Regions from separate parts of the Homo sapiens genome. Here region 1 is linked to region 2. A link is a loop called in an ENCODE intact Hi-C map of the cell type or tissue named here. Cell type or tissue: psoas muscle. All regions are shown on one strand. Each heading gives the region's core, and the rest is flanking DNA. Links, peaks and the distances in the headings are about the cores only. Region 1 overlaps FAM78A (family with sequence similarity 78 member A). Region 2 overlaps LOC105376299 (a long non-coding RNA gene).

Region 1 (15,427 bases), core at 4,913-12,912, 80 kb after region 2:
GGTGCCTGTGGTCCTACCTACTCAGGAGGCTGAGGCAGAAGAATCACTTGAACCTGGGAGGCCGAGGCTGCAGTGAGCAGAGATCCCGCCACTGCACTCCAGCCTGAGTGACAGAGTGAGACTCTGTCTCAAAAAAAAAAAAAAAGGTCAGAAAAGGCTTCAGGTCAAATTAGGGCTTTGGGTCAAATCAGGGCTACCTGGTCTGGGAGAGGCACACTTCTAACTGCTGATGCCACCCTCAAAGGGTCTCCAGAAGCTTCCACTGACTGCTGTTGGCTGCACCAGGCAGTGAGTATCAGTACATTTAATCATCACAAAAACCGGGCAGGCAGATGTTGGCGGATTGTCTGTGGGCTGCTGAAGAGCTGGTAGAGCTCAGCGCGTCTGTGACTGGACCACAGTGCGAGTAGCTGGGGCTGACAGTGGACCCTGGGCTGCTGCACCCGCTGCAACCCCCAGGTGGAGGGATCCACGCAGCCTGGTGACGATTTGGCCCTGGCCCTGAGCCATGCCCCGCGTGACGCAGTGCTGTCTGCCAGCCTGGGAGGCTCCTCACCTGTCTTTGCCTGAGCCAGGGCCTGGGAGTTTCAGGACTGGGAAAGGAAAGAAAACCCCAAGGCTGGGGTCAGGAAGAGGAGGGCTATTTTGCTGCTCAGTCCTGCTCCCCCAAACCAGACCTTCAGCTCTTTGCAAACGAAAGAGGGGGCAAGGCCAAAGCGGGGTTCCTTATGCAAGTTTGCTTCCTGCCCTGAAAAACCAAAAAAACGGAAAACTTTTCCAAGCAAGTGTAAGCACTGTGTGAGGACAGAGTGGGCGTTTCCTTCTGAAATAGGAGACTAGGCCCCCAGTGGGCAAAGAGACCCTGACCCGCTTCTCCATCTGTGCGGGGGAATGAATGAGCAGGCTCACCCTGTTGTCATCCTGCCTGCTGCTGTGGGGCCCCCCTAGATCTTAGGAATTGCTGGGTACTTCCGGACAGTGAGGTTGTCTGAGCTGCCTGCAGGTTCCCTGAGTCTGGGTACTCAGGGGCTGGGCAGGAGATGCCCATTAAGCAGGTGTTACTCTAATGAGTGAGCTTTTCAATGAGATGAACAGGAAAATTAGCAAAATCATGTTCCTAATCATTCCTCCTGCGGCGGCCCCAATTTTGCTAACTGTTAACATTATATGATGCATAAGTAGGGGAATGCATTTTTAAAATTATGGTAAAGCCTATGTAACATTTTATAAAATTGACCATTTTATTTTATTATTAATTTTTTTTTTTTTAAGACAGGGTCTGGCTCTGTCACCCAGGCTGGAGTGCAATGGTATGATCTCGGCTCACTGCAACCTCTGCCTCCCAGGTTCAAGCGATTCTCCTGCCTCAGCCTCCCGAGTAGCTGGGATTACAGGTGCCTGCCACTACGCCCAGCTAATTTTTGTATTTTTAGTAGAGACGGGATTTCAGCATGTTGGCCAGCCTGGTCTCGAACTCCTGACCTCAAGTGATCTACCGTGCCCAGCCAAAATAGACCATTTTAATCATTCATAAGTGTACAGCTCAGTGGCATTAGGTCTGTTCAAATTGTTTTGCAGCCTTCACCACCATCTATCTTCAGAACTCTTTTCTTTTTCTTTTTTTTTTTTTTTGAGATGGAGTCTTGCTCTTATCGCCCAGGCTGGAGTGCAGTGGTGTGATTTCGGCTCACTGCAACCTCCGCCTCCTGGGTTCAAGCGATTCTCCTGCCTCAGCCTCCTGAGTAGCTGTGATTACAGGTGCCCACCACCATGCCTGGCTAATCTTTGTACTTTTAGTAGAACAGGGTTTCACCGTATTGCCCAGGCTGGTCTGGAACTCCTGACCTCAGGTGATCCACCTGCCTCGGCCTAACAAAGTGCTGGGATTGCAGGTGTGAGCCACTGCGCCCAGCCCAGAACTCTTTTCATCTGCAAAACTGAAACTTCGTCCCCAAGAAATATCAACTTTCCGTTCCTCTTTCTCCCAGCCCCTGGCAACCTCCATTCTACTTTCTGTCTCTATGAATTTGACAACACTAGGGACTTCACATAAGTAGAATCACACAGTTTGTGTTTTTTTGTGGCTGGCTTATTTCACTCAACATAACGTCCTCAAGGTTGATCTGTGTTGTAGCCTGTGTTGGAACATCCTTCCTTCTTAAGGCTGAAGAACATTCCATTGTACGTATGTAGCACATTTTGTTTATCCATTTATCTGTCGTTGGACACTTGGATCGCTTCTGCCTTTTGGCTATTGTGATTAATTCTAGGAACAGGAATGCATTTTTTTTTAGAGGTAGGGTCTCACTGTGTTGGCCAGCCTCGGCCTCCCAAAGTGCTGGGATTAGAGGTGTGAGCCACTGCGTCCAGTTGGGAGTGCTTTTTTTTTTTTTTTGCAGACAGAGTCTCACTCTGTCACCCATGCTGGAGTGCAGTGGCACAATCTCAGCTCACCGCAAACCCAGCCTCCCAGGTTCAAGCAATTCTTCTGCCTCAGCCTCCTGATTACAGGATTAGAGGCATCTGCTACCGTACCCCGCTAATTTTTTTTTTTTTTTTTTGGAGACAGAGTCTCACTCTGTCGCCCAGGCTGGAGTGCATGGCGTGATCTCGGCTCACTGCAACCTCTGTCTCCTGCCTCAGCCTCCTGAGTAGCTGGGACTACAGGCGCATGTCACCATGCCTGACTAATTTTTTCTATTTTTTTTAGTAGAGACAGGGTTTCACCATATTGGCCAGGGTGTTCTCAAACTCCTGACCTCATGATCCGCCCCCCTTGGCCTCCCAAAGTGAATTTTTGTATTTTTAGTAGAGACGAGGTTTCACCATGTTGGCCAGGCTGGTCTTGAACTCCTAACCTCAAGTGATCAGCCTGCCTCAGCCTCCCAAAGTGCTGGGATTACAGGTGTGAGCCACCACGCCCGGCCAGGAGTGCATTTTTAACAGTAGCTTGTTCCTGGGAGTACCCGCTGTGCACGTAGGTGAGCAGAAGGCGCAGTGGGCGCAGGGTGTCCTGAGCTTCCCTGTTACAGGTGCCTTGGTGGAAATGCGCCGGGGTCCCAGGCCCCACCGCTTGGCCAAATGTCCTTAGGAAAATGTAGCCTCACTCTCCACCCCCAGCCCACCACTTCACTTTCTGTATCTGCCGGGTGGGGTTGCATGGAGAAGATTGTCTGTGAGCCTGTAATGTTAAAGTAAGGGGCCCCTACAGTCTGGGGTGGGCTCCCAGATGCTACTATATCCATGGCCACATGGGAGTGTGGGATCTGTATGTCCCTAGAGCAACTTGGGCCAGGCCGGCCACCTTCTTCTGTCTGAGGGTTATGATTGTAACAGCAGCAGTGATGACAGTGACTCCGAGCTACTGTCTGACCCCCTGCCCCCAGAACGTCAAAGGGGACCGGGTGGTCTGCTGGGTCCGTTCCATCCTCAGGGCCCAGGACAGCCCCTGGCCTGCCAGGGGGACACAGAAAGCCCTCCTTGAGTGACCGAGTGAGTGAACTGGCCTTCCTTGTCCTCAGGTCCAGCTGGGAGCTCCCCGACCTCCAGGAGGGCAAGATCCAAGCCATCAGCGACTCGGATGGGGTGAACTACCCCTGGTACGGCAACACCACAGAGACCTGCACCATCGTGGGCCCCACCAAGAGGGACTCCAAGTTCATCATCAGCATGAATGACAACTTTTACCCCAGCGTCACATGGGCCGTGCCCGTCAGCGAGAGCAACGTGGCCAAGCTCACCAATATCTACCGGGACCAGAGCTTCACCACCTGGCTGGTGGCCACCAACACCTCCACCAACGACATGATCATCCTGCAGACGCTGCACTGGCGCATGCAGCTCAGCATCGAGGTGAACCCCAACCGGCCCCTGGGCCAGCGCGCCCGGCTGCGGGAGCCCATCGCCCAGGACCAGCCCAAAATCCTGAGCAAGAATGAGCCCATCCCGCCCAGCGCCCTGGTCAAGCCCAATGCCAACGATGCCCAGGTCCTCATGTGGCGGCCCAAGTACGGGCAGCCGCTGGTGGTGATCCCGCCCAAGCACCGGTGACAGCCAGGACCACCCGCTAGGTTAGACTCACAAATAATAATACCGCTGAAAACAAAACTCAGACTCACTCTTCAGTCATTCAGCAAGATACAACCATTCTACCCTCTCCAGCGGGCGGATCTCACTGTGCTGATGCCCCCGGGAAGGCCTCCCCGGCTCTCGGCACCTGCTTCCTTTCAGGGAGAGGGGAGATCTAAGCAGGACAGACAGACCCCACGTGCGCCCTCAGGGTGACCTCTGGTCTCCTTGCCTCTCCTTTTTCTCAGTTTCAGTCGCTCACTTGTAACAGATTCCCTGAAACACTGCTTTTTCCGTTTTTTAAAAAAACTCCTCTTTTGGGGGCTCAGGGGCAGGAGGAGGGGGAGCTGATTAGGAGGGAAGCTCCAGCCCCCGATCAAAGAGACAGATCCACACTGCTGCCGATTTGTGGCGCTGGCCGGCCTTCCCCCCAGGTCCCTCCGCCCTCTGTCATGCGGCCTTATGTAGACTTGCTTTGCCAAACTTTTGCCTTAAGCTGAATTGAAAGGAAGAAAACCAATCGGAGAAAGAAAGCAGGATCTCTTTTCTACCGGACTTTTCCTCTTCTGCCAGAGGTGGAGGGAGGGTTGGGGTCGCCCGCGAGAGTCTCTTGAGCCCTTCTTCCCGGTTGTCTTGGGAGAAGGGTGAGGATGGGCATTTAGACCCGAAACCAGCTGCTCACTCTTTCTTTTTGGCAGAAATAAAACCACAGGTAGATTCTGCCTGAACAGCCCCTTCTCTCCCTCCACCCCCAGGTCGTATCCCTGCACCTGCGGAGAGGGGCTGTGAGCTCTGGCGGGGGGTGGCTCCACCAGTCGCCTGGCCTCTTCTCCCCTCTCTTCCCAGCAGCCTTAACTTCCCTTGGGCGGCTCTAGGAGGAGAGAGGCAGGCTCCTGTGAGCCCAGGGAATTTTCACCCTCTCAGTCCTCAGGACCCACCCCCAGTTGAGTCCCTGGCCCTTCCTCCAGGTGTGTGGCTTTTTCCTTCTCCATCCACACTGGTCCCAAATGCCTGGGGGCCGGCCACCTGGACCGCCGACACACAGCCTCAATGTTAGTCTCAAAGGTAAGGAAGGCATTCACGTCCCTTCTTGCAGGGCATTTTAAGACTTGAATCGGGTGGGCCCCGGCCCCTGTGGCTGGCTGGCCCCTGGTGTACTGTAAAAGGGCCAAGACAGGGCTCGTTCTCAGGGGCGCCCCTCCCAGGCCCTCAGGGCAGCGGGACGGTGCAGTCAGGCTCTGGGTGCCACAGTGATGGAGGTGGAAGGCACCCAAGCTCTAGGGAAGTCTTGGGAGGCAGTCGGCCGAGCCCCTGCTTCCTGTCCTCAAATAAGTGAATCCAGGCCAAGGGCTGGGAGGGCTGGGTGGGCTTATCGTCGAGAGGGTTCAGAGCCACTCTGGAGGCTGGGCTGGCACAGTGGAGAGCAACAGGTGAGGACAGACGTCTGGAAGCCCATCCCTGGGACCTGCCCTCCCTCGGTCCCAGGTCACTGGAGCTCCAGGGCTTACTTAGTCCTGACCCATTGTGCCAGGGTTCTGAGCAGTGTCGGCCTTGTGGCCACTTGCAGGGGCTATTAGGGGACATCCCGCTGAAGCCACGCTCCTTCCAGCTTGCCAAACCCACAGCTACCCGCCCGGGACCCACACTCAGCCTAATAATTATCAAGCACAGAAAACCGTCCATTTAGAAAAATAATCCATTTCTGCTGCAGATGAGCCACTTGTAAGAGTCTCCGTGACAGCGTGGGACGGTGTGGGAACCAAAGTCCCTGCCCTGCTCCTTTGTCCACGGGCTATTGCGTTTATTCAAGGGGTGCTTAATGACCGTTTAGCCACTGCCGTCGGTCTCCGGGCCCAGCTCGTGCCAGGAGGCTGTCCTGGGACACACTGGGCTGGAGCTGCCGGCTGGCACGGTGCTCAGGGGGCCCCTGATGGGGGCCAGGACCTCCCCGCAGAAACTGCAGGTTCTCTTGTGAGGATGGAGGCCGTGCCACCCCGAAAGGCAGTAGCCTTAGGGGAACAGTGGGTCCCAGCTGCATGTCTGAGGATGGGTGGGGACAGGGCTGGGACTCAGCTTTCATTCACTGGAGACTTCTCCACTCAGGTCTTTGTTGCACTAAAGCAGGGACAGGACCCTGGGGGTTCAGGAAGCGGGTCTCAGGCCGCTGGTTTATTCCTGGAGGTGGGGCTGGAGACCAGAATGGAAAGGGGCTTCCTGAGCTGCTAGGGGGTGAAGGACCCCCGAACCCGCATTTCTTGAGTGAGAGCAAACACTCGAGGCAGGAGCCAGCACCCCTCCCACTGCATGCCCGGCCCCCAGCCCACCTTGCCCCCTGACCCACCTTCACCCGTGCCCCTTCTTTCTGCCCTTCCTCACCGAAGAAGGGCTAGGAACACCCTGGAGAGGCTGCAGGTCCGGCCACGGACGCTCAGCTGAGCCCCGGTCTGCTCCTTCAGCCTCCTTGCTCATGTTGGAGCACAGGCCCCAGGCTTCCTGCCAGGGCCCCGATTCTTCTTATGTCCTCCAGCCCCGCCCTGGCGTGGACATCCACTCACTCCTTCCAGCAATAAGAACCGTCCTTGGTCGTGGAGAGTACTGTGAAACAAACCAATGCACTTACCAGGAGGCACAAGACTCTTGAAGAAGATGTACAATGAACCTTTTTTTTTTTACAAAAAACAAAAAGCAAATATTCATAAAGAGAAATAAAATGTAATTTTAAAGTAGGCTTGGCTAGGTCCTGGATGTTTCTGAAGTGGAGATTCACTTTGGGGTGGGTGGCTCAGCGGTGCTGGCTGCGGGGGTGAACGTATCTGGGGGGCAGGAGGATGGGCTGAGGCTGGGATCCCCGTACTCAGGGCCTGGGAGATGGGAGGAGGGAGCCAGCCTTTGAGTCCTGCTCCTTCCAGCTGCTTCTGTTCACAGCCCCAGCTCCAGCGAGAGCAGCCCTGCGGTCTCAGCCTTGCACCTGGAAGTGCCCCTGCCAGTGCCCTGCCTGGAGGGTGGTGGGCTTGGAGGTAGAGCTAGGAATTGGGGGCAGCTTGACTTTTTGGCGAACAGTAAAACCCCTATGTCAAGGGCGATTAAGGTTTAGATTGACCCTTAACTTGGGCCTGCAAAGCTGTCTTCTTGTGGACAAGCAGGACAGTGTCAGTCTGGACGGGGGCTCCATGCCCTGCCCTCAGCCAGCAGCTGTTGAGGGGTCCTGTGGGGCCCCAGCCTTGAATGGATACCATCTTATAAATGGAGCTTTCTTGTGTAAACATGGGTGGGGGCCCTGGAGGTCCTGGAGTGGCTGTGGGCTCTGAAGGTAGATCACAGGTTCAAGGCCGTTTATGTGAGCTTGAGCCCGACACTCAGCCCCTCTGAGCCCTACTTACTTTGTATGGAAAAATGGAGATGTGGCCAGGTGTGGTAGCTCGCACCTGTAATCTCAGCGCTCTGGGAGGCTGAGGTGGGTGGATCACTTGAGGTCAGGAGTTTGAGACCAGCCTGGCCAACATGGCGAAACCCCGTCTCTACTAAAATACAAAAATTAGCCCGGTGTGGTGGTGGGCACCTATAGTCCCAGCTACTCAGGAGGCTGAGGCAGGAGAATCACTGGAACCCGGGAGGCAGAGGCTGTAGTGAGCCGAGATTGCGCCACTGCACTCCAGCCTGGGTGACAGAGTGAGACCCTGTCTCAAAAAAAAAAAAAAAAAAAAAAAAAAAGGAAAAAGAAAATGGAGATTTTCAGAGGAGCTGCCTCCTGGCGGATTCAGTGGAAACTCCCTGTTCTTTCTGGGTGCGAACTCATTGAATCCTCATGACAACCCCACAAGGGAGGTGTTAACTGCCACCCCCATTTCACAGACGAAGGAACGGGGAGAGTGGACGCCAAGGAGCTGCCTGAGACCACATAGCTAGGGGAAGGCGGAGCCAGGATTCGAACTCTGGCCACAGAGCCACCTCTCGCCATAGCGCACTCTCAGTCTTGAGCCTGAGACGGTGGGGCCATGTGCAGTGTCCAATAACATTGGTGACTGTTACTGAGAAGGTCCCAGGCCTCTGCTCCCCCATCCTGGGTGCCCCGGGCAGGAAGTGCACCCCCCTCCCCACCCCGGAAGTCTCGGGGCAGTCAGTTCTTTCTGGCCCACAATGAGCCCATCTGATTCCCTTTGAGCAGGGGCCGGCTGCTGCACCCACCGCACACAGGCTCATCATCCAGGGTGGGCAGTGGCTTCTCTGCACCCCCACGGGGACAGGGAGGCCCCATGCACTCTGGGCATCAGAATTCGGGTCTTCTGTGGGTTCTCCACGTTGCAGCAAACCAACGGCGCTCACATCCTGCCTCCTGGGGCTGAGACACCAAAGCAGGAAATTGCATAACAGGCATTGCTGGCCGAGCTCCACGCAGATGGCTCCTGGGTGGTGCAGTTCACTGTCGTGGTTTGGCTTCTCGGTGTGGAGTCGGCTCCTGAGCTCTGCCCATGAGAGACTATGGTGTGTGTGTGTGTGTGTGTGTGTGTGTGTGTGTGTGTGTGTGTGTGTGTGTGTGTGTGTGTGTACAGAGAATGGGATGCAGGCCTAACCTGATAGCAGGGTTTCAGAAGCTCAGGAGAGCAAAGCCTTCATGCAGAGGCGCAGTGAGACGGGAGATGGGGAGACGCAGCTGAATCTGTGGGTAACAGTTTCGAGAGGGAAATGTACAAGGAGGGAGTTGTGAGTAAAGTGGATTCCAAGTGGCATTTAGTCACAGAGTGGAAGCCCTCCAGCCTCTCCAGCTGACAGCAGGTGAAATTTAGAAGTCCAGACTGGGAGAAGAGGCACAGACAGTAGATTCTGCCCAGCTGTCACGGGTTCCTCTCCAGGATCTGGGCCTGGGAGAGCCGGCTGTCTGGGCCAGGCCAGGCTCACCTGCCTGAGACATCCAGGGTCTGGGAGAAGCAGCTGCACAGCGACCCCATAACATCTCCACCTCCCACTTTCAAAGTCACTTCTCAGGAGAGCCTCTTCTGCTCTGGGGCTGTTTTAAATGGGACAGAGACTTGCTGTAGTCTGGGCCATGAGGCCAAACAGGAAAGCCCCTCTTGGAGCCCAAAAGAAGACAGTTTCATCAGGAAACAAAAAAGCTGATGGCCTGGCGGGGTGCGGTGGCTCACGCCTGTAATCCCAGAACTTTGGGAGGCCAAGGTGGGTGGATCACGAGGTCAGGAGTTCAAGACCAGCCTGACCGACATGGTGAAACCCTGTCTCTACTAAAAATACAAAAATTAGCCAGGCATGGTGGCGGGTGCCTATAATCCTAACTACTCAGGAGGCTGAGGCAGGAGAATCGCTTGAACCCAGGAGGCAGACGTTGGAGTGAGCCGAGACTGTACCACTACACTCCAGAGCCTGGGTGACAGAGTGAGGCTCCATCTAAAAAAAAAAAAAAAAAAGTGTGATGGCCTGTGGCGCTTGCAGGCCCTCGGAGGTTTCTAACAGCCCAGGTGATCTTCTGTCGCCTCTGGCTTGGTGGTTCTCTTGGTCATCCTCTATCCTGCTTGGGCGCCCCCACAGAAATGGCTTCCCACCTGGTTGGGGTCTGGGCATAGGATGAAAGCAAATATTTTACTGTGTGACAGTCCAAAAATTGCCCATCAGGATCACAGGGCACAACCAGCCACTCCGGTGCTGTCCAGGCCCCTTCCTGCCACTGCTGACCCTTCAAGTATGCTCTTCCCCTTCAATCAGTGAGGACGCTGCCCCACAGAAGGGACCAAGGGGCTTGCCAAAGGTCACTTTTCTGGGAAGATGCAGAGCTAGGCTGGTTTCAAACACCCGGCCTTTGACCCCGTGCTTTGTCTCAGCTCCTTCTATGACACCCCAGCCTTCTGGTACCCCAGTTCTACCAGACTGCCCTCAGCTGTCCTGTTGCTAAGGTTCCTCGGCATGACGCTGAGTCCGAGTCCTTAGCAGCCCTGTTGACCCTGGACGATGGAAACTTTTTTTTTTTGAGACGGAGTTTCACTCTTGTCCCCTAGGCTGGAGTGGAATGGTGCAATCTCAGCTCACTGCAACTTCTGCCTCCCGGGTTCAAGCAATTCTGCCTCAGCCTCCTGACTAGCTGGGATTACAGGCGCTCCACGCCACGCCCGGCTAATTTTTATATTTTTAGTAGAGATGGGGTTTCACCACGTTGGCCAGGCTGGTCTCGAACTCCTGACCTCAGTGATCTGCCCGCCTCGGCCTCCCAAAGTGCTGGGATTACAGGCTTGAGCCACTGCGCCCGGCCGATGGAAACTACTAAATGCAAGCGAACACGTCGGAGTGAATGAACTCCATCTCTGTGCCTGTGTGCAGGGAGGTGAACCCGAAATCAACATGGGAACTGGCGAAGGCCAGCCCAGCTCCCTTCAGGCCCAGACGGCACGACTTGGAATGCAGAGGCAGGATTAGTTCCTGTATCAGCCTGAGCCCTGGTTCTTATTTCATGTTCCCTTTTCAATCAGACAGAAGAAGGGTGGGTGTTTACGGCGGGCCAGACACAGCTGGGAGCCCTGCACTATTCCTGGCTGCCACTTGCCTTGCTGAGTGAGGCCAGGCTTGTCGCTCAACCTCACATGCCTGAGTTTCCTAATCGTCAGGCCAGAGACACGCACACTTACCCTGTCCTCCCCGGTCCGGGGCCCAGCAAAGGCATAGCAGTTGTGCTCCGTGTTAAACATGCAAATGGAGCCCCCAGAATAATCACACTGAGCACCAGGGCTTAGCTCAGAGACCAGGGACTCTTCTCTCTAAATACGGCTCAATTCTTCTGCAACATCTAGACCACAGGGGCCTGGCTTAGTGATGTGGGATTCTCAGCATCCATGACAAATGCAGACTGAATGCTGGTCAGACAGTCACACAAACGTATTAAAATGCTTTACCTCAGCTTTATTGGGATACAGTTCACATACCACACAACTCACCTATTTAAAGTACGGTTCTGGCTGGGTGTGGTGGCTCCTGCCTGTAATCCCAGCACTTTGGGAGGCCAAGGCGGGCAGATCACCTGAAGTCAGGAGTTCAAGACCAGCCTGGTCAACATGGCGAACTCCTGTCTCTACTGAAAAAAATACAAAAATTAGCAGGGCATGGTGGCACACGCCTGTAATCCCAGTTACTCAGGAGGCTGAGGCAGGTGAATCACTTGAACCTGAGAGGTAGAGGTTACAGTGAGATTGCACCACTGCACTCCAGCCTGGGTGACAAAGACTCCATTTAAAAAAAAAAAAAAAAGTGTACGGTTCTGGCCGGTGCAGTGGCTCCTGCCTGTAATCCCAGCACTCTGGGAGACCGAAGTGGGAGGATCTTGGGCTCAGGAGTTTGAGACCAGCCTGGGCAACATAGTGAGACCCCATCTCTACAAAAAAACTTAAAAATTAGCCAGGCATAGGCCAGACTCAGTGGCTCATGCCTGTAATCCCAGCACTCTGGGAGGCTGAGGCAGGTGGATCACAAGGTCAGGAGTTCAAGACCAGCTTGGCCAAGAGGGAGAAACCCTGTCTCTACTAAAAATACAAAAATTAGCTGAGTGTGATGGCGGGCGCCTGTAACCCCAGCTACTCGGGAGGCTGAGTCAGAGAATTGCTTGAACCCGGGAGGCAGAGGTTGCAGTGAGCCGAGATTGTGCCACTGCACTCCAGCCTGGGTGACAGAGTGAGACTCCATCTCAAAAAGCTAACAACAACAACAAAAATTAGCTGGGCGCGGTGGCACATTCTCGTCATCCCAGCTACTCAGGAGAATGAGGTGGGAGGTCGAGGCTGCAGCGAGCCCTGATCGTGCCACCGCACTCCAGCTGGGCGACAGTGAGTCCCTGTCTCACAAAATAAAAGCAAATAGAAAGTGTACGGTTCTATGGTTTTAGTATATTCACAGATACGTACAATCACCTTGGCCCAGTTGGGCTCTAGAATAAAGTAACCATAGACCGGATGCCTCGTCAACCACAGAAACCAATCCTTCACAGTTCTGGAGGCTGGAAGTCCAAGATGAAGGCGCCCACAGTTTCTGCGTGGTGAGGGCCACCTCCTGGTTCACAGAAGCGCCTCCTCGCTGTGCGGTCATGTGACGGAGGCCGGAAGGCAGGTCCCACAGCCTCTGGGGAAGGAGAGCCCAGAGTAGCTGAGGAACTGGGGTGCCCACACCAGCCTGCTGGGGGCTTCAAATGTTCTTTTAGGAGTGACAAGGGAATCGACCTGCCCAGCTCTGCAGCCCTGGGGGCCACAGAGGACCGGGGCACAGCCGGCGCCTCTGCTCAGGGCTCCGGCCTCCATCTCTGGGAGCGAGCACCCGTGGATGCCTCACTCCACCCAGGGTCACTGTCGCGCAGCAGCAGCTTTCCAGAAGGCAGCCGGCCATTGACGAGTGACCAGGCGGAGACGGTGAAGGCCAGAAGTTCCTCCAGAGGCCGCGTGCCAGCCCCTCGCCTGTGAGGGGGGCCTGGGTCTCCGGGCTCCCCAGGACGGTGCTTCCTCTTGCAGCTGGGCCTGGAGGCCGGAGAGGGTCATGTGAGCCCTCCTGGGCGGGCGGTGCCTCTACGGCTGTGACCTTGAGCAAGTCCCCCTCCTCTCAGGTCTCGGTTTCCTAGGACATGGAGTGGGGACGGAGGTGGTTCCTCACCTCACGAGATTGCGGAGGCACGTGAAGCCGATGGTCCTGAGCTTCTGGACAAGTGCCCAGCCCAGAGTAAGCGCTTAGCAAATCCGAGTGATTCGGCGGCACCACTGAGCCTCGGTTTCCTCATCTGCAAGACAGGGTTACGCTTTCCTCACAGGGAGGAGGGTTCCGGGGGGTCATCAGGCAAGGCCCTCAGCACAGAACCGCCAATAGCTAACACCTATTATTGACCTTGTTGTAACAGGATGATAAAATGGTTTTCTTGACTGGGCGCCACGGCTCATGCCTGTAATCCCACCACTTTGGGAGGCCAAGGCAGGAGGATTACTTGAGCCCAGGAGTGGAGACCAGCCTGGGCAACATAGTAAGACCCTGATCTCTACAAAAAATAGAAAAAATTAGCCCAGCGTGATGGGGCATGCCTGTAATCCCAGCTCCTCCGGAGGCTGAGTCAGGAGGATTGCTTGAGCCCAGGAGTTCAAGGCTGCAGTGAGCTGTGATTGCACCACTGCACTCCAGCCTGGGTCACACAGCGAGACCCGATCCCTGCCCCACCCCCCACCGCCCAAAAAGCTTTTATTTGCTGCCCCAATTTTAGCTGAGACTTTGAGAGGACAAAACAATACAAGGGGTGAGGTCCCCCACCCCACAGGCCATCTTGCTGGACATGCTTTGAGGCTGTGCAGCGCCGTGGCCGGCATCTGTCCCGGGCCCACTTGGTATAAATGAGGCAGATAGATGAGGTGGGTGGAAGAAAGGCCCCTGGCCGAGCTGCTCATGTGGACCACGTGTCCCTTGGAGGGTGGGCTGCCTCCTTCCTGGTTGCAGCCTGACCGAGGTGGGCAGCCAGTGCCTAAGGTTTGATCCGTGTTAACCGCAATCACTGTCATTGGACTCATCATCAAAAGCATAGGTGCGGCCGGGTGCGGTGGCTCACGCCTATAATCCCAGCACTTTGAAAGGCCGCGGCGGGTGGATCACCTGAAGTGAGGAGTTCGAGACCAGCCTGGCCAACATGGTGAAACCCCATCTCTACTAAAAATACAAAAATTAGCCAGGGTGGTGGCAGGCTCCTGTAATCTCAGCTACTCAGGAGGCTGAAGTAGGAGAATTGCTGGAACCCGGGAGGCGGAGGTTGCAGTGAGCCGAGATTTCGCCATTGCACTCCAGCCCAGGCAAAAACAGCGAGACTCTGTCCCAAAAAAAAGGCATAGGTACATGTGGCTCCTGGAGTCAGAACTGTGGCTGGCCGCCTGCCTCCTTGGCAGGCAGTCACCTTCCCGGAGCTGCAGAACTTTTTCATCCTACAAATCTGAAACTACACACATTAAAGGACAGTTCCCCCTTCTCCTCTCTTTCCAGCCCCTGGCAGCCAGCACTCCACTCTAAGAGTTTGCCCTTTTGGCCGGGCGTGGTGGCTCACGCCTGTAATGCCAGCACTTTGGGAGGCCGAGGCGGGCGGATCACGAGGTCAGGAGATCGAGACCATCCTGGCTAACACGGTGAAACCCCGTCTCTACTAAAAATACAAAAAAATTAGCCGGGCATGGTGGCGGGCGCCTGTAGTCCCAGCTACTCAGGAGGCTGAGGCAGGAGAATGGCGTGAACCCGGGAGGCAGAGCTTGCAGTGAGCCGAGATCGTGCCACTGCACTCCAGCCTGGGCGACAGAGCGAGACTCCATCTCAAAACAAAAAAAAAAAAGAGTTTGCCCTTTTTTTTTTTTTTTTTTTTTTTGAGAGGGAGTCTCACTCTGTTGCCCAGGCTAGAGTAGAGTGGAGTTCAGTGGCGCCTCTCAGCTCACTGCAACCTCTGCCTCCCAGGTTCAAGTGATTCTCCTGACTCAGCTTCCTGAGTAGCTGAGATTACAGGTGCCTGCCACCACACCTGGCTAATTTTTGTATTTTTAGTAGAGACAGGGTTTCACCATGTTAGCCAGGCTGGTCTCGAAATCCTGACCTCAGGTGATCCACCCTCCTCGGCCTCACAAAGTGCTGGGATAACAGGCATGAGCCACCGTGCCTAGCCTTGAATTTCTCTTAAGTCTTAAGAGTAGGAGCAGGGGAGGTGATGTTGCTCAAACTCTTTTTTTAAAAAAACAGCTTTTTTTAGGTATAATTAACATATAATATGTAAAGTGAACAATTTTTTAGTTTTTAAGAGATAGGGTCTTGCTGTGTTGTCCTGGCTGGAGTGAAGTGGTATGATCGTAGCTCACTGTAGCCTCAACTTTCCAAGCTTAAGCCATCCTCCTGCCTCAGCCTCTGGAGTAGCTGGGACTATAGGCACAAGCTACCAAACCTGCTATTTTTTTTTTTTTTAAGACAAAGTCTCACTCTGTTGCCCAGGTTGCTCACTACAACCTCCGTCTCCCAGGTTTAAGCAATTCTCCTGCCTCTCCTGAGTAGCTTAGATTACAGGCACCTGCCACCACGCCTGGGTAACTTTTTGTATTTTTAGTAGAGACGGGGTTTCACCATGTTGGCCAGGCTGGCCTTGAACTCCTGACCTCATGATCCACACGCCTCGGCCTCCCAAAGCACTGGGATTACAGGCGTGAGCCACCATGCCCAGCCTAATTTTTGTATTTTTTGTAGAGATGGGGTTTCGCCATGTTGGCCAGGCCGGTCTCAAACACCTAAGTTCAGGCAGTCCTCCCACTTCGGCCTCCCAAAGTGCTGGGATTATAGGTAAGAGCCACTGCACCCAGCTATTAATACTTTCTTTTATGGA
Region 2 (15,427 bases), core at 4,281-12,280:
AACTTCTCTGAGCTAAAGGAGGAGGTTTGAACCCATTGCAAAGAAGCTAAAAACCTTGAAAAAGGATTAGATGAATGGCTATCTAGAATAAACAGCATAGAGAAGACCTTAAATGACCTGATGGAGCTGAAAACCATGGCACGAGAACTACGTGACGCATGCACAAGCTTCAGTAGCCGATTTGATCAAGTGCAAGAAAGGGTATCAGTGATTGAAGATCACATGAATGAAATGAAGCGAGAAGAGAAGTTTAGAGAAAAAAGAACAAAGCCTCCAAGAAATATGGGACCAGGTGAAAAGCCCAAATCTACCTTTGATTGGTGTACCTGAGAGTGACGGGGAGAATGGAACCAAGCTGGAAAACACTCTTCAGGATATTATCCAGGAGAACTTCCCCAATCTAGCAAGGCAGGCCAACATTCAAATTCAGGAAATACAGAGAACACCACAAAGATACTCCTCAAGAGGAACAACCCCAAGACACATAACTGTCAGATTCACCAAGGTTGAACTGAAGGAAAAAATATTAAGGGCAGCCAGAGAGAAAGGTTGGGTTACCCACAAAGGGAAGCCCATCAGACTAACAGCAGATCTCTCAGCAGAAACTCTACAAGCCAGAAGAGAGTGGGGGCCAATATTCAACATTCTTAAAGAAAAGAATTTTCAACCCAGAATTTCATATTCAGCCAAACTAAGCTTCATAAGTGAAGGAGAAATAAAATCCTTTACAGACAAGCAAAGGCTGAAAGATTTTGTTACCACCAGGCCTGCCTTACAAGAGCTCCTGAAGAAAGCACTAAACATGGAAAGGAACAACCGGTACCGGCCACTGCAAAAACATGCCAAATTGCAAAGACCCTCAATGCTAGGAAGAAACTACATCAACTAACGGGTAAAATAACCAGCTAACATCATAATGACAGGATCACATTCACACATAGCAATATTAACCTTAAATGTAAATGGGCTAAATGCCCCAATTAAAAGACACAGACTGGCAAATTGGATAAAGAGTCAAGACCGATCAGTGTGCTGTATTCAGGAGACCCATCTCATATGCAAAGACACACATAAGCTCAAAATAAAGGGATGGAGGAAGATCTACCAAGCAAATGGAAAACAAAAAAAGCAGGGGTTGCAATCCTAGTCTCTGATAAAACAGACTTTAAACCAACAGAAATCAAAAGAGACACAGAAGGCCATTACATAATGGTAAAGGGATCAATTCAACAAGAAGAGCTAACTATCCTAAATATATATGCACCCAATACAGGAGCACCCAGATTCATAAAGCAAGTCCTTAGAGACCTACAAAGAGACTTAGATTCCCACACAATAATAATGGGAGACTTTAACACCCCACCGTCAGCATTAGACAGATCAACAAGACAGAAGGTTAACAAAGATATCCAGGAACTGAACTCAGCTCTGCACCAAGTGGACCTAATAGACATCTACAGAACTCTCCACCCCAAATCAACAGAATATACATTCTTCTCAGCACCACATTGCACTTATTCCAAAATTGACCACATAGTTGGAAGTAAAGCACTCCTCAGCAAATGTAAAAGAACAGAAATCGTAACAAACTGTCTCTCAGACCACGTGCAATCAAATTAGAACTCAGGATTAAGAAACTCACTCAAAACTGCACAACTACATGGAAACTGAACAATCTGCTCCTGAATGACTACTGGGTAAATAATGAAATGAAGGCAGAAATAAAGATGTTCTTTGAAACCAATGAGAACAAAGACACAATGTACCAGAATCTCTGGGACACATTTAAAGCAGTGTATAGAGGGAAATTTATAGCACTAAATGCCCACAAGAGAAAGCAGGAAAAATCTAAAATTGACACCCTAACATCACAATTAAAAGAACTAGAGAAGCAAGAGCAAACAAATTCAAAAGCTAGCAGAAGGCAAGAAATAACTAAGATCAGAGCAGAACTGAAGGAGATAGAGACATAAAAACCCTTCAAAAAATAAATGAATCTAGGAGCTGGTTTTTTGAAAAGATCAACAAAATAGATAGACCGTTAGCAAGACTAATAAAGAAGAAAAGAGGCCGGGCACGGTGGCTCACGCCTGTAATCCCAGCACTTTGGGAGGCCGAGGCGGGCGGATCACGAGGTCAGGAGATCGAGACTATCCTGGCTAACACAGTGAAACCCCGTCTCTACTAAAAATACAAAAAAAAAAAAAAATTAGCCAGGCGTGGTGGTGGACGCCTGTAGTCCCAGCTACTCAGGAGGCTGAGGCAGGAGAACGGCGTGAACCCGTGAGGCGGAGCTTGCAGTGAGCTGAGATTGCACCACTGCACTCCAGCCTGGGCGACAGTGTGAGACTCCGTCTCAAAAAAAAAAAAAAAAAAAAAAGAAAAGAAAAGAAGAAAAGAGAGAAGAATCAAATAGACACAATAAAAAATGATAAAGGGGATATCACCACCGATCTCACAGAAATACAAACTACCATCAGAGAATGCTAAAAACACCTCTATGCAAATAAATTAGAAAATCTAGAAGAAATGGATAAATTCCTGGACACATACACCCTCCCAAGATTAAACCAGGAGAAGTTGAATCCCTGAATAGACCAATAACGGGCTCTGAAATTGACGCAATGGTTAATAGCCTACCAACCAAAAAAAGTCCAGGACCAGATGGATTCATAGCCAAATTCTACCAGAGGTACAAAGAGGAGCTGGCACCATTCCTTCTGAAACTATTCCAATCAATAGAAAAAGAGGGAATCCTCCCTAACTAATTTTAGGAGGCCAGCATCTCCTGATACCAAAGCCTGGCAGAGAAACAACAAAAAAAGAGAATTTTAGACCAATATCCCTGATGAACATCGATGCGAAAATCCTCAATAAAATATGCCAAACCAAATCCAGCAGCACATCAAAAAGCTTATCCACCACGATCAAGTTGGCTTCACCCCAGGATGCAAGGCAGGTTCAACATACACAAATCAATAAACGTAACCCATCACATAAACAGAACCAAAGACAAAAACCACATGATTATCTCAATAGATGCAGAAAAGTCCTTCAACAAATTCAACAGCCTTTCATGCTAAAAACTCTCAATAAACTAGGTATTGATGGGATGTATCTAAAAATAATAAGAGCTATTTATGACAAATCCACAGCCAATATCATACTGAATGGGCAAAAACTGGAAGCATTCCCTTTGAAAACTGGCACAAGACAGGGATGCCCTCTCTCACCACTCCTATTCAACATAGTGTTGGAAGTTCTGGCCAGGACAATCAGGCAGGAGAAAGAAATAAAGGGTATTCAGTTAGGAAAAGAGGAAGTCAAATTTTCCCTCTTTGCAGATGACTTGATTGTATATTTAGAAAACCCCATCATCTCAGCCCAAAATCTCCTTAAGCTGATAAGCAACTTCAGCAAAGTCTCAGGATACAAAATCAATGTGCAAAAATCACAAGCATTCCGGTACACTAATAACAGACAAACAAGAGCCAAATCATGAGTGAACTCCCATTCACAATTGCTTCAAAGAGAATAAAATACCTAGGAATCCAATTTATAAGGGATATGAAGGACCTCTTCAAGGAGAACTACAAACCACTGCTCAACGAAATAAAAGAGGACACAAACAAATGGAAGAACATTCCATGCTCATGGATAGGAAGAATCAATATGGTGAAAACGGCCATACTGCCCAAGGTAATTTATAGATTTAATGCCATCCCTGTCAAGCTACCAATGACTTTCTTCACAGAATTGGAAACAACTACTTTAAAGTTCATATGGAACCAGAAAAGAGCCCGCATCGCCAAGTCAATCCTAAGCAAAAAGAACAAAGCTGAAGGTATCATGCTACCTGACTTTGAACCATACTACAAGGCTACAGTAACCAAAACAGCATGATACTGGTACCAAAACAGAGATATAGACCAATGGAACAGAACAGAGCCCTCAGAAATAATACCACACATCTACAACCATCTGATCTTTGACAAACCTGACAAAAACAAGAAATGGGGAAAGGATTCCCTATTTAATAAATGGTGCTGGGAAAACTGTCTAGCCATATGTAGAAAGCTGAAACTGGATCCCTTCCTTATGCCTTATACAAAAATTAATTCAAGAAGGATTAAAGACTTAAATGTTAGACCTAAAACCATAAAAACCCTAGAAGAAAACCTAGGCAATACCATTCAGGACATAGGCATGGGCAAGGACTTCATGACTAAAACACCAAAAGCAATGGCAACAAAAGCCAAAATAGACAAATGGGATCTAATTAAACTAAACAGCTTCTGCACAGCAAAAGAAATTACTATCAGAGTGAACCTACAGAATGGGAGAAAATTTTTGCAATCTACCCATCAGACAAAGGGCTAATATCCAGAATCTACAAAGAAACAAATTTACAAGAAAAAAAATCAAACAACCGCATCAAAAAGTGGGCAAAGGATATGAACAACCACTTCTCAAAAGAAGACATTTATGCAGCCAACAGACACATGAAAAGATGCTCATCATCACTGGCCATCAGAGAAATGCAAATCAAAACCACAGTGAGATACCATCTCACACCAGTTAGAATGGTGATCATTAAAAAGTCAGGAAACAACAGGTGCTGGAGAGGATGTGGAGAAATAGGAACACTTTTACACTGTTGGTGGGAGTGTAAACTAGTTCAACCATTGTGGAAGACAGTGTGGTGATTCCTCTAGGATCTAGAACTAGAAATACCATTTGACCCAGCGATCCCATTACTGGGTATACACCCAAAGGATTATAAATCATGCTAATATAAAGACACATACACACGTATGTTTATTGCGGCACTATTCACAATAGCCAAGACTTGGAACCAACCCAAATGTCCATCAGTGATAGACTGGATTAAGAAAATGTGGCATGTATACATCATGGAATACTATGCAGCCATAAAAAGGATGAGTTCATGTCCTTTGCAGGGACATGGATGAAGCTGGAAACCATCATTCTGAGCAAACTATCGCAAGGACAGAAAACCAAACACTGCATGTTCTCACTCACAGGTGGGAAGTGAACAATGAGAACACTTGGACGCAGGATGGGAAACATCACACACTGGGGCCTGTTGTGGGGTGGGGGGAGGGGGGAGAGATAGCATTAGGAGAAATACCTAATGTAAATGATGAGTTAATGGGTGCAGCAAACCAACATGCCACATGCATACACATGTAACAAACCTGCATGTTGTGCACGTGTACCCTAGAACTTAAAGTATAATTTAAAAAATAAAATAAAAATAAATAAATAAATAAAGTGTTAAAAAAAGAAAGAAATATCAACATGAACTTATGAATTTGGGGGTAGCCTTCCTGTCTTTGGCACACTGGAAGAGCTGTGGCGTAGTTTCTCAGGGCTACGGTAACAAAATGTCACAAACTGGTGGCTTAGAACACAGAAATGTTCTGCCCCAAATTTCTGGAGGCTTGAGGTCCAAAGTGAGGGGGTGGAAAGGGCCACGCTGTGTCTGAAGGTGCTGGGAATCCTCCCTCCCAGGCCTCTCTGCAGCCTCGGCCACGCTGCGTCTGAAGGTGCTGGGAATCCTTCTGCCCAGGCCTCTCTCCAGCCTCCAGCAGCCTCCAGTGTTCCTTGGAGTGTGGCGGAGTCACTCCTGTCCTCCCTCTTCACAGCCTGTCTTCTCCCTGTGTCTTTTTTTTTTTTTTTGAGACAGAGCTCTGTCACCCAGGCTGGAGTGCAGTTGTGCAATCACAGCTCACTGTAACCTCCGCCTCCCAGGTTCAAGCAATTCTCCTGCCTCAGCCTCCCAAGTAGCTGGGATTACAGGCATTCACCACCATGCCTGGCTAATTTTTGTATTTAGTAGAGATGGAGTTTCACCATGTTGTCCAGGCTGGGCTCGAACTCCTGGGCTCAGGTGATCCACCCATCTCAGCCTCCCAAAGTGCTGGGATTACAGGCGTGAGCCACTGCGCCCGGCCTTCTCTCTGCGTGTTAATGTTGCTTTCCCTCTTTCCTTCTGCATGTCTTCTCTGTGTGGCCATTTCTCCTTTCTATTTTTTATTTATTTATTTATTTTGAGACAGAGTCTTGCTCTGTTGCCCAAGCTAGAGTGCAGGGGCATGATCTTGGCTCACTGCAACCTCTGCCTCCCAGGTTCAAGTGATTCTTCTGCCTCAGCTTCCCAAGTAGCTGGGATTATAGGCATGCACCACCATGCCTGGCGAATTTTTATATTTTTAGTAGAGACGAGATTTCACCATGTTGGCCAGGCTGGTCTCGAACTCCTGACCTCAAGTGATCCACTTGCCTTGGCCTCCCAAAGTGCTGGGATTACAGGCATGAGCCAATACGCCTGCCCCCCTCCTTTTGATTTTAATTTCATATTTTTGAGATGGAGTCTTACTCTGTGGCCCAGGCTGGAGTGCAGTGGTGTGATCCTAGCTCACTGCAGCCTCAAACTTCTGGGCTGAAGTGATCCTCCTGCCTCAGCCTTCGGAGTGTCTGGGACCATGGCATGTGGTGCCACCACACCCGGCTAGTTTTATGTTGTTATTGAGACAGAGTCTTCCTATGTTGCTCAGGCTGATCTCAAACTCCTGGGCTCCTCCCACTTCAGCCTCCTAAAGTGTTGGGATTACAGGCGTGAGCCACTGCACCGGGCCACATTTCCCCTTTTTATAAGGACACCGGTCATATTGGATTAGGGTCTCACCCCCCGATGACCGCATCTTAACCCGGTTACCTCGGTAAAGACCACATGAGGTCACATTCTGAGGGACTGGAGGTTAGAACATCAGCATATTTTTTTGGGGACGCACAATTCACCCCTTAACAGCCTGTAAGCAAAGACAACTTGGTAGCAGCGAGCACAGCAAGCTCTCAGATCCTGGGGCATTTGCTGCTGGCCTTCCTCAGGTCAAAAGATCTGATGCTGCCCCTACTCCACTCACACATCCAGCTGAGGCCCAGGGGTTGCAAAAGCCTGGACTGGAGGGTGTGAGGACCTTTCACGAACGCCGCCTACCCTGAGCTAGCTGGGGGTCCCTGTGCATTACGCAGTCAGGCTGGAGCCCTGGCCCCAGCGGCAGGTGTCAGATTAGAGAAAGAGGGGCTGTAGCTAGGCCAGCTCCCTCATGTTGCAGATGAGGAAACTGAGCTCAGGGGATGTGGGCTGATCTTGGACCACAGAGGATGTTAGTGTTGGGGCCGCACTGGGATCAGGTCTTCCGAGCTCTCCCACCCCTCTCTGCCACCCGCAGCTTGGACACTCCTTGCTCTGGGAGGCCTCCATGGCCACCTGGGCCAGGGCCCTTCATTACGCATCCTACTGCACTGATCGTGACACACAGCCCCTCTCCCCTCATCTCCTCCGGCCCCCATCGCTCCGCGCTGACCCCACTGACCTCTCGCTCTTCCTTGAACTGGCACAGGCCTTCGCTGGCCTCCCAGGTCTCTGCAAAGATCTCTCCCTCACTGCTTCGGGTATTTCCTCAAAGGTGGGCTCCCTGGCCATCGCATCTCAAACACAAGCCTCCTGCTGGCTCTTCCTAGTTCCTCTCCGTAGCTCTTACCACCGGAAAGTTTTGTGATCCTGTTTACAGAGGAGGACTCTGGAGCTCAGGGAGGGTGTGGCTTGTGCAGGCCACTGAGAGGGCAGGACCAGGACCCAGACTTGACTGTCACATTGATGCCCAAACCAGGCAGTGCTGCCCTTTGAGCCTCCAAAGGGAAGGGAATGGGTCTCATTCTCTTTGTCCTCCTTCGCCGTACCATGCTGGTGCATATGTAATAAGGGCCATGAATTTAACTTGATCAGAAAGGGCACATTTTGGACTCCAACTTGGGATAGGAAAGCTCCCTGGCCACCTGAGTTGGATGCCCCTGCAATGACCACCTTTTCCCACTAGAGGGCGCTGTAGGACAGAAACTCAGCCGAGAGTGGCCCTGACAGCCGGGTCCATTGAGACCAGCCTGGACAGCCAGGGCTCCCAAGGCTCGCCCTTCAGGACAGCTGCCTCACTGGGTCCTTATAGCAAAACCAGAAATGAAGTACCATTACCATCCCCACTTTACACATTAAGAAATCGAGGACCAGCCTGGCCAACATGGTGAAACCCCGTCTCTACTAAAAATAGAGAGAAACCCCATCTCTACTTGGAAGGCTGAGGCATAAGAATCACTTGAACCTGGGAGGCGGATGTTGCAGTGAGCCAAGATCGAGCCACTATACTCCAGCCTGGGCGACAGAGTAAGACTCTGTCTCAAAAAAAAAAAAAAAAAAAAAAAGGCCAGGCACGGGTGGCTCACGCCTGTAATCCCAGCACTCTGGGAGGCCGAGGCAGGCAGATCACGAGGTCAGGAGATCGAGACCATCCTGGCTAACACAGTGAAACCCCATCTCTACTAACAAATACAAAAAATTAGCCGGGTGTGGTGGTGGATGCCTGTAGTCCCAGCTACTCGGGAGGCTGAGGCAGGAGAATGGCGTGAATCCGGGAGGCGGAGCTTGCAGTGAGCCGAAATCGTGCCACCCACTGCACTCCAGCCTGGGCGACAGAGCGAGAGTCTGTCTCAAAAAAAAAAAAAAAAAAAAAAAGAAAGGAAAGAAAAGAAAAAAGAAACCAAGGCTCAGGCCGAGCAGTGTGTGGCTCATGCCTGTAGTCCCAGCACTTTGGGAGGCTGAGGCCAGAGGATGGCTTCAGCACAGGAGTTGAGGCCAGCCTCGGCAACATGGTGAGACCCCCGTGTCTACAAAAACAAATACAAATGTTAGCTGGGTGTGGTGGCACAGGCCTATAGTCGCAGCTACTCAGGAGGCTGATGTGGGAGGATTGCTTGAGCCCAGGAGGTCAAGGCTGCAGTGAGCTATGATTGTGCCACTGTGTTCCAGCCTGGGTGACAGAATGACACCTTGTTTCAAAAAGAAAGAGAGAGAGAGAGAGAGAGGGAGGGAGGGAGGGAAGAAGGAGAAAAGAAAAGAAAAGAAAAGAAGGAAGGAAGGAAGGAACCAAGGCTTAGTGTTGATAAGGGATTTGTCCCAAGTGAGCACCTTAGAAATGGGAGAACCAGGGCTGCAACTCAGCTCCCATCCCAAACCCACACTGTTGGCTGCTCAAACCCCTTCCCTCTCCCAGGCTGCTTGGCTCTGTCTTTCCTCCTGGATCCCTTCTAGGAAGGGTCCCTTCAGCTCGGTGAGATTTGCCCAATATGCTCAGCAGTGGGTTGGGGGGCTCCCCCACATTAATTTGTTCTGGGAGACTCTGGGCTGTGGGGCTGCTAGGGGGCACCTGGAGAAGGAGTAGGGGTGGGGCTGTGTTGCCATGGGGAGGGGGATCCGGGCCGCAGGGCTGGGAGTCCTTCTGTTCCAGCCCCTGGCAGAGCCGGCCCCCTGGGAACCGGCCAGGCTTATTAATATCCTGCTGAGTCAGGGGGCGCTTGAGTTTCGGCATCACAAGACCCAGAGGCTGAGCACTGCAGGGATATTCTTAACTCCCCAGGCACCCTCTCCCTCCCACCGGCCCTGCCCACCCCTGGCTGGGGCCTTGCAGGCCTGAGTTGCCACGTGGCCTGGGGTAAAGCACTTCCCCGGACTGTGAAATGGAGACAAGAACTGTCCTGCCCCGGCTGTAATTAGACAGTGTTCCTAAACGGTTTGATGTATGCGAAGGGCTAAGAAGCAAGAGCTGTCCTGGAAAATGCTTTTTTTTTTTTTTTTTTTTTTTTTTGAGACGGAATCTCGCTCTGTTGCCCAGGCTGGAGTGCAGGGGCGTGATCTCAGCTCACTGTGACCTCTGTCTCCAGAGTGCAAGCCATTCTTCTGCCTCAGCTGGAATTACAGGCGCCCACCACCACGCCCGGCTAATTTTTGTATTTTTAGTAAAGACGGGGTTTCACTATGTTGGCCAGGCTGTTCTCAAACTCCTGTCGTCAGGTGATCCTCCTGCCTCAGCCTCCCAAGTGCTGAAATTACAGGCATGAACCACCGCACCTGGCCTAGAAAATGCTTTTTTGAGGACCTGCTACACAGGGGCCCTGGCCTGGAGGCTGGGGTCCTACAGCAAGGGGTGGCGCAGCCCCTCTCTTACAGAGCTCACTGCCTGCACCCACAGGCCCCCGCCAGCAGCCTCAGCTGAGTGGGCTCGGCCAGGGCTGGACACAAGCTGGGCCTGGGTTTGAGCTCTCCTGGCCATTTGGAATCGGGTCTGGGAGACTCTGGTCACATGGGGTGGGCTCTGTCTAACTGGAAGAGAAACTGGACTTGGGGTGAGGGATCCATGAGGGGCAGCCATGATAGCAGAGGGGGCTGGTCTGCAGAGGATGGAATGAGGCACATGCACAAAAGCCCGGGGCCCCAGGAGAGAGGCTCCCCTGCTCCCAGCTCTGCCCCTTGCACCCTCTTCCCAGCCCAGGTTCCAGGAAGCTGCCCTGTGTCCTCAGACACTGCCCTCATGGCTACTCCCAACCCACACAGCCCTGCAGAGGCAGGTGGAGGGGAGAGCACTTCTTCATCTCCGGGCCCTTGGGATTCCAGCAGTCATGGTTTTTGTGTTTTTTTGTTTTTGTTTTTGTTTTTGAGACAGGGTCTTGCTCTGTTGCCTAGTCTTGTCTTGAACTCCTGGGCTCAAGGGATCCTTCCTCGTTGGCCTCCCAAAGCACTGGGAGCCAGTGTCATGGTTTAAAAACCGTTTACAGGGCTAGGTGTGGTGGCTCACGCCTGTAATCCCGGCACTTTGGGAGGCCGAGGCGGACAGATCACGAGGTCAGGAGATTGAGATCATCCTGGTTAACACAGTGAAACCCCATCTCTACTAAAAATACAAAAAATCAGCTGGGCGTGGTGGCACATGCCTGTAATCCCAGCTAGTGTCTTTCTCTGTCACCCAAGCTGGAGTGCACTAGTTGGGAGGCTGAGGCAGGAGAATCGCTTAAACCTGGGAGGCAGAGGTTACAGTGAGCCGAGACTGCACCACTGCACTCCAGCCTGGGCGACAGAGTGAGACTCTCTCAAAAACAAAAACAAAAACAAAAACAAAACAAAAAAAACCACATTTACATGCCGGGTGTGGTGGCTTGTGCCTATAATCCCAGGACTTTGGAAGGCCGAGGTAGGTGAATCACTTGAGGTCAGGAGTTCGAGACCAGCCAGTCCAACATGGTGAAACCCTGTCTCTACTAAAAATACAAAAATAAGTTGGGCATGCTGGTGGGGGCCTGTAATCTCAGCTACTTGGGAGGCTAAGGCAGGAGAATCACTTGAACCCAGCAGGTGGAAGTTGCAGTGAGCTGAGATCACACCACCACACTCCAGCTTGGGTGACAGAGAAAGACACTATCTAAAAAAAACAAAAACAAAACATTTACTGAGGGCTTACCAGTCCCCAAGCCCATTTTGCGTGCAATATGTGTGCCATCTCCCCAAACCCTCATGAGGTGCCTTTGAGGTAGGTACTTGGTTCTCCTCTTTTTTTTTTTAGATGGAGTTTCACTCTTGTTGCCCAGGCTGGAGTTCAGTGGGCTCACTGCAACCTCCGCCTCCCGGGTTCAAGCGCTTCTCCTGCCTCAGCCTCCCAAGTAGCTGACACTACAGGAGGCTGCCACCACGCCCGGCTAATTTTTGTATTTTTAGTAGAGATGGGGTTTTACCATGTTGGCCAGGCTGGTCTCAAACTCCTGACCTCAGGTGATCCGCCCACCTCGGCCTCCCAGAGTGCTGGGATTACAGGCGTGAGTCACTGCGCCCGGCTGGCCGGTTCTCCTCATTTTACAGATGAGGAAATGGAGTCTTACACGGTAAGTCAAAGCCACTAAGTAATGGAGCTATGCCTCGAATCTGGGCCTGGCTGATATCTGAGCCCTGATTCTTAACCTTCATTCTAGACTCATTCATTCAGTGTGACATCTGTAGATTTGTCGACACAATTAATGGGTGAATAAAATAACTTCAGGCTGGGCGCACTGGCTTATGCCTGTAATCCCAGTACTTTGGGAGGCTGAGGTGGGAGGATCACTTAAGCCCAGGAGTTTGAGACCAGCCTGGGTAGGTGAGACCCCCCTGTCTCTATAAAAAATTAATAAATTAGTCAGGCATGGTGGTGCATGCCTATAGTTCCAGCTACCCTGGAGGCTGAGGCAGGAGGATCGCTTGAGCCCAGGAAGTAGAGGCTGTAGTGAGCCATGATTGTGTCACTGCACTCCTGCCTGGGTGACAGAGTGAGATCCTGTCTGAAAAACAAAACAAAACAAAACAAAACAAAACAAAAAAAACCAACTTTGTACCTAGCAAATTCCTCTTTTCATGTCCTTGACCCCAGGGGCCCTTACACTGTGAGCCCCTGGGGACAGTGACTGGGTCTCCCTCCCCTCACTCCCACCCCCATGCACACACAGGGTCCGCCCAAGGCTGTGCTCCCTGCACAATTTTTTTTTTGAGATGGAGTCTCGCTCTGTCGCCAGGCTGGAGTGCAATGGTGCGATCTCACCTCACTGCAACCTCTGCCTCCCGGGTTCAAGCAATTCTCCTGCCTCAGCCTCCCAAGTAGCTGGGACTACAGGCGTGCACCACCACACCTAGCTACTTTTTGTATTTTTAGTAGAGATGGGGTTTCACTATGTTGGCCAGGCTGGTCTTGAACTCCTGACCTCAGGTGATCCACCCACCTCAGCCTCCCAAAGTGCTGAGATTACAGGCATGAGCCACTGTGCCCAGCCCGCTCCCTGCACATTTGATGGATTCCAGGGTACTCTGTGAACACTGACCCCTCTTCAAATCCTGCCCACAGCTTGTCAAATGGGGCCTCAGCGCAGAAGGCCAGCAGGGCCCTTATCAGTCAGCCCCACATGTGTCTGAGAGCCCACAGCAGGCAGCCCATTCTATGCCAAGCCCCTCACGAGCCCCGTTATCAAGGGACACATTCCAGCCAGGCCTCCCTTGTAAGGAGGGGAAGAGAAAGCCTGCCGCTTTCCGGCCAAGTGGGGAGGGGGCGCAGGGGCAGGAAGAGGATTATCACAGCAGGAAGGCCAGATGCTGGACTTGTTTCTTCAGGCAGCTTGAGAAAACACCACTGGGCTGGCTTGGCCGCCCTCAGGCCTAGAATGTGACCCTTCTCAGGAGGGGACCCCCTCCCTGCACTGCTGGGGTGAGGGTAGGTGGGGACAGGGACAACTGGTTCTTAGGAAGCCAAGAGAGCTCGTGTTTGCTCCCAGGAGCCTGGATGTGGCTGGTGAAGGTGGCTGGGGGTTTAGCCAGAGGCTGGAGGATTCTTCTGGGGAGGGTCTCAAAGCACCTTCCCCCGTGTGGCCTGCTCTCCCCAGGCTCAGCCAGCACCTGCCACGGGGGAGGACTCCAGCTGGTGAAAGAATAAACGAGCCAGAATGCAGGCCTGAAGGCTCAGGCTTTCTTTTTTTTTTTTGAGATGGAATCTCGCTCGTCACCAGGCTGGAGTGAAGTGGTGTGATCTCGGCTCACTGCAACCTCCGCCTCCCGGGTTCAAGCGATTCTCCTGCCTCAGCCTTCCGAGTAGCTGGGACTACAGGCGCGCACCACCATGCTTGGCTAATTTTTGTATTTTTAGTAGAGACAGGGTTTCACCATGTTGGCCAGGATGGTCTCGATCTCCTGACCTCGTGATCCACCCGCCTCGGCCTCCCAAAGTGCTGAGATTACAGGTGTGAGCCACTACTCAGCCTGGGTTTTCTTATTTTGTAGAAAATCCATTTCCCTCGTGCAATACTTGATGAGTCAGGCTTGATAGTGGGTGGTTGAGGATTTGGAGACACAAATCAGGTGGCTGGGTTGGATGTTGGAAAAGTCAGTAAGCTTTGCTGAGTCTCAATTTTCTCATCCTTAATGATAGATATTGGAAGCTCTTTCTTCATGTGGCAGTGTGTGTCAAGGGCTTAGTATAGAGCTGGCCCTGGTGGGTACTGCTGAAACTCTCTCTGTGGGCCACATACACGCACACGCACACACACACACAGTCACACTCACACATACACACACTTAGCACTAATTAAACAGCAGGTGGCCAGGCATGGTGCCTCATGCCTGTAATCCCAGCACTTTGGGAGGCCGAGGTGGGCGGATTGCTTGAGCTCAGGAGTTCGAGACCTTCCCTGAAAACCCCATCTCTACCAAAAATACAAAAAATTAGCCAGGCACGGTGGCGCATGTCTGTGGTCCCAGCTACTCTGGAGGCTGAGGTTGGAGGATCACTTGAGCTCAGGAGATGGAGGTTGCAGTGAGCCGAGATTGCATCATTGCACTCCAGCCTGGGTGACACAGTGAGACCCTATCTCAATAAATAAGTAAATGAATAAACAGCAGGCATAGCCAGTCTCTTTACATGGATAAGCACACTCAATCCTCATCAGCACTCTGAGAACAAGATACAGTTGTTATTCCCATGGTACAGATGAAGAAACCGAGGCTTAGATGAATGAAATCACTTGTCTAGGGTCACACCAGCCTAAGCAGAAGAACAGGGTTGGATCCCAGGCTGTTTGACCTCAACATGTGCATTCTTGGTGCCACATTTTCATGCCTTCAAATGGATTCATGAACCACTCATGGCCAAGGCAAGATGCAAAGAGCAGCCTGTGCCATGCCCTCCAAGGTCCCCCTGATCACAGAGGAGCTTGCCAGACCCTGTGTAGACTCCACTTCCCTTTGCACAAACCCTCGAGCCTGGAGCCTTGTCTTTCCAGCCGTTGGTAAACCAGAAGCAGCAGACGGGGAAGGTGGTGCCGGCTCAGCCCAGCGAGGCACGCAGAGGCCACAGCACCACATACTTCTGAGGGTCTGGGAGCAAGGCTGGTGCAGGGAGGCTTTTGAGGGGGACCGGGAGGACTCTAGAAACAAAGCCAGCCACGCCCCTCAGCTTGGGGGGAAACAGCTCCCGACACATCACCAGCCCCTAAGGTGTCACAGCAGAGTCACCCAACAGTGAGAAGCCTGGGAAACAGCGGAGGGGCACCGGCTTTGAGTTGCACATGAGTGGCTCAGATTTCAGTGCTTCAGGGGCCTCAGCTTTTGAGTCATGACTGTGGGAGCCCTGAGGGACACACCTGCTCCCTCCACCTGACCCGGGATGAGCATATTTTTTGAAGCATTGTTGGTCTTACGGAAAGGAGAGTTCATGGAAACGGCCCCCTCCCCAATTCAAACAGGAGATAAATCAAGAAATGTGAGCCGCTCCACAGTGGCTGAAGAAGAAAGCGTGGGTGGTCAGGTGCTGGGCACAGAGGTGGGATCTGGGCCCAGGGCAGTGGCCAACCAAAGGTCCTGAGAGGAGGAAACTGGTCTGGCCTGGCAGGTATCAGTGGGCTGGGAGGTCAGAGGCCAGGTTCCCACAGCAACACCGCCACAGGCGTGGTGGGCATGGTGGCGTGCGTCTGTGATCCCAGCTACTCAAGAGGCTGAGGTGGGAGA

The links. A loop is a pair of places that touch in the nucleus more often than their neighbours do. Peaks named below come from ENCODE experiments on the same cell type or tissue, not always from the same donor. Only the 100,000 strongest peaks of a DNase experiment are listed, where the experiment ranks them.
Region 1: it touches region 2 in a loop (2.5-fold over the local background); 16 of 110 quality-filtered maps call a loop at or near these places.

Annotation. Positions count from the first base shown.
Region 1 is chr9:131,249,445-131,264,871 of GRCh38, reverse strand. FAM78A (family with sequence similarity 78 member A) reads left to right here. Exons shown (of 2, transcript NM_033387.4): 2 at 3,522-6,794. The coding sequence ends at 4,050. Among named protein-coding and RNA genes, the nearest start is that of FAM78A, 19 kb to the left of the region's middle. RefSeq lists enhancers at 2,120-2,169, 8,223-8,402, 8,783-8,932, 10,489-10,990, 12,186-12,235 and a silencer at 11,942-12,258. In psoas muscle, for the core only: no CTCF peak of the experiment used is centred there; DNase peaks (open chromatin) are centred at 6,571, 8,451, 10,581, 12,121 and 3 weaker places; H3K4me3 peaks cover 1,057 bases; H3K27ac peaks cover 6,273 bases.
Region 2 is chr9:131,328,908-131,344,334 of GRCh38, reverse strand. The region is part of intron 1 of LOC105376299 (a long non-coding RNA gene); the gene reads right to left. Among named protein-coding and RNA genes, the nearest start is that of PLPP7, 47 kb to the right of the region's middle. RefSeq lists an enhancer at 13,254-14,208. In psoas muscle, for the core only: a CTCF peak has its summit at 7,908 (motif pointing right); DNase peaks (open chromatin) are centred at 7,934, 9,464 and 10,084; H3K27ac peaks cover 2,689 bases.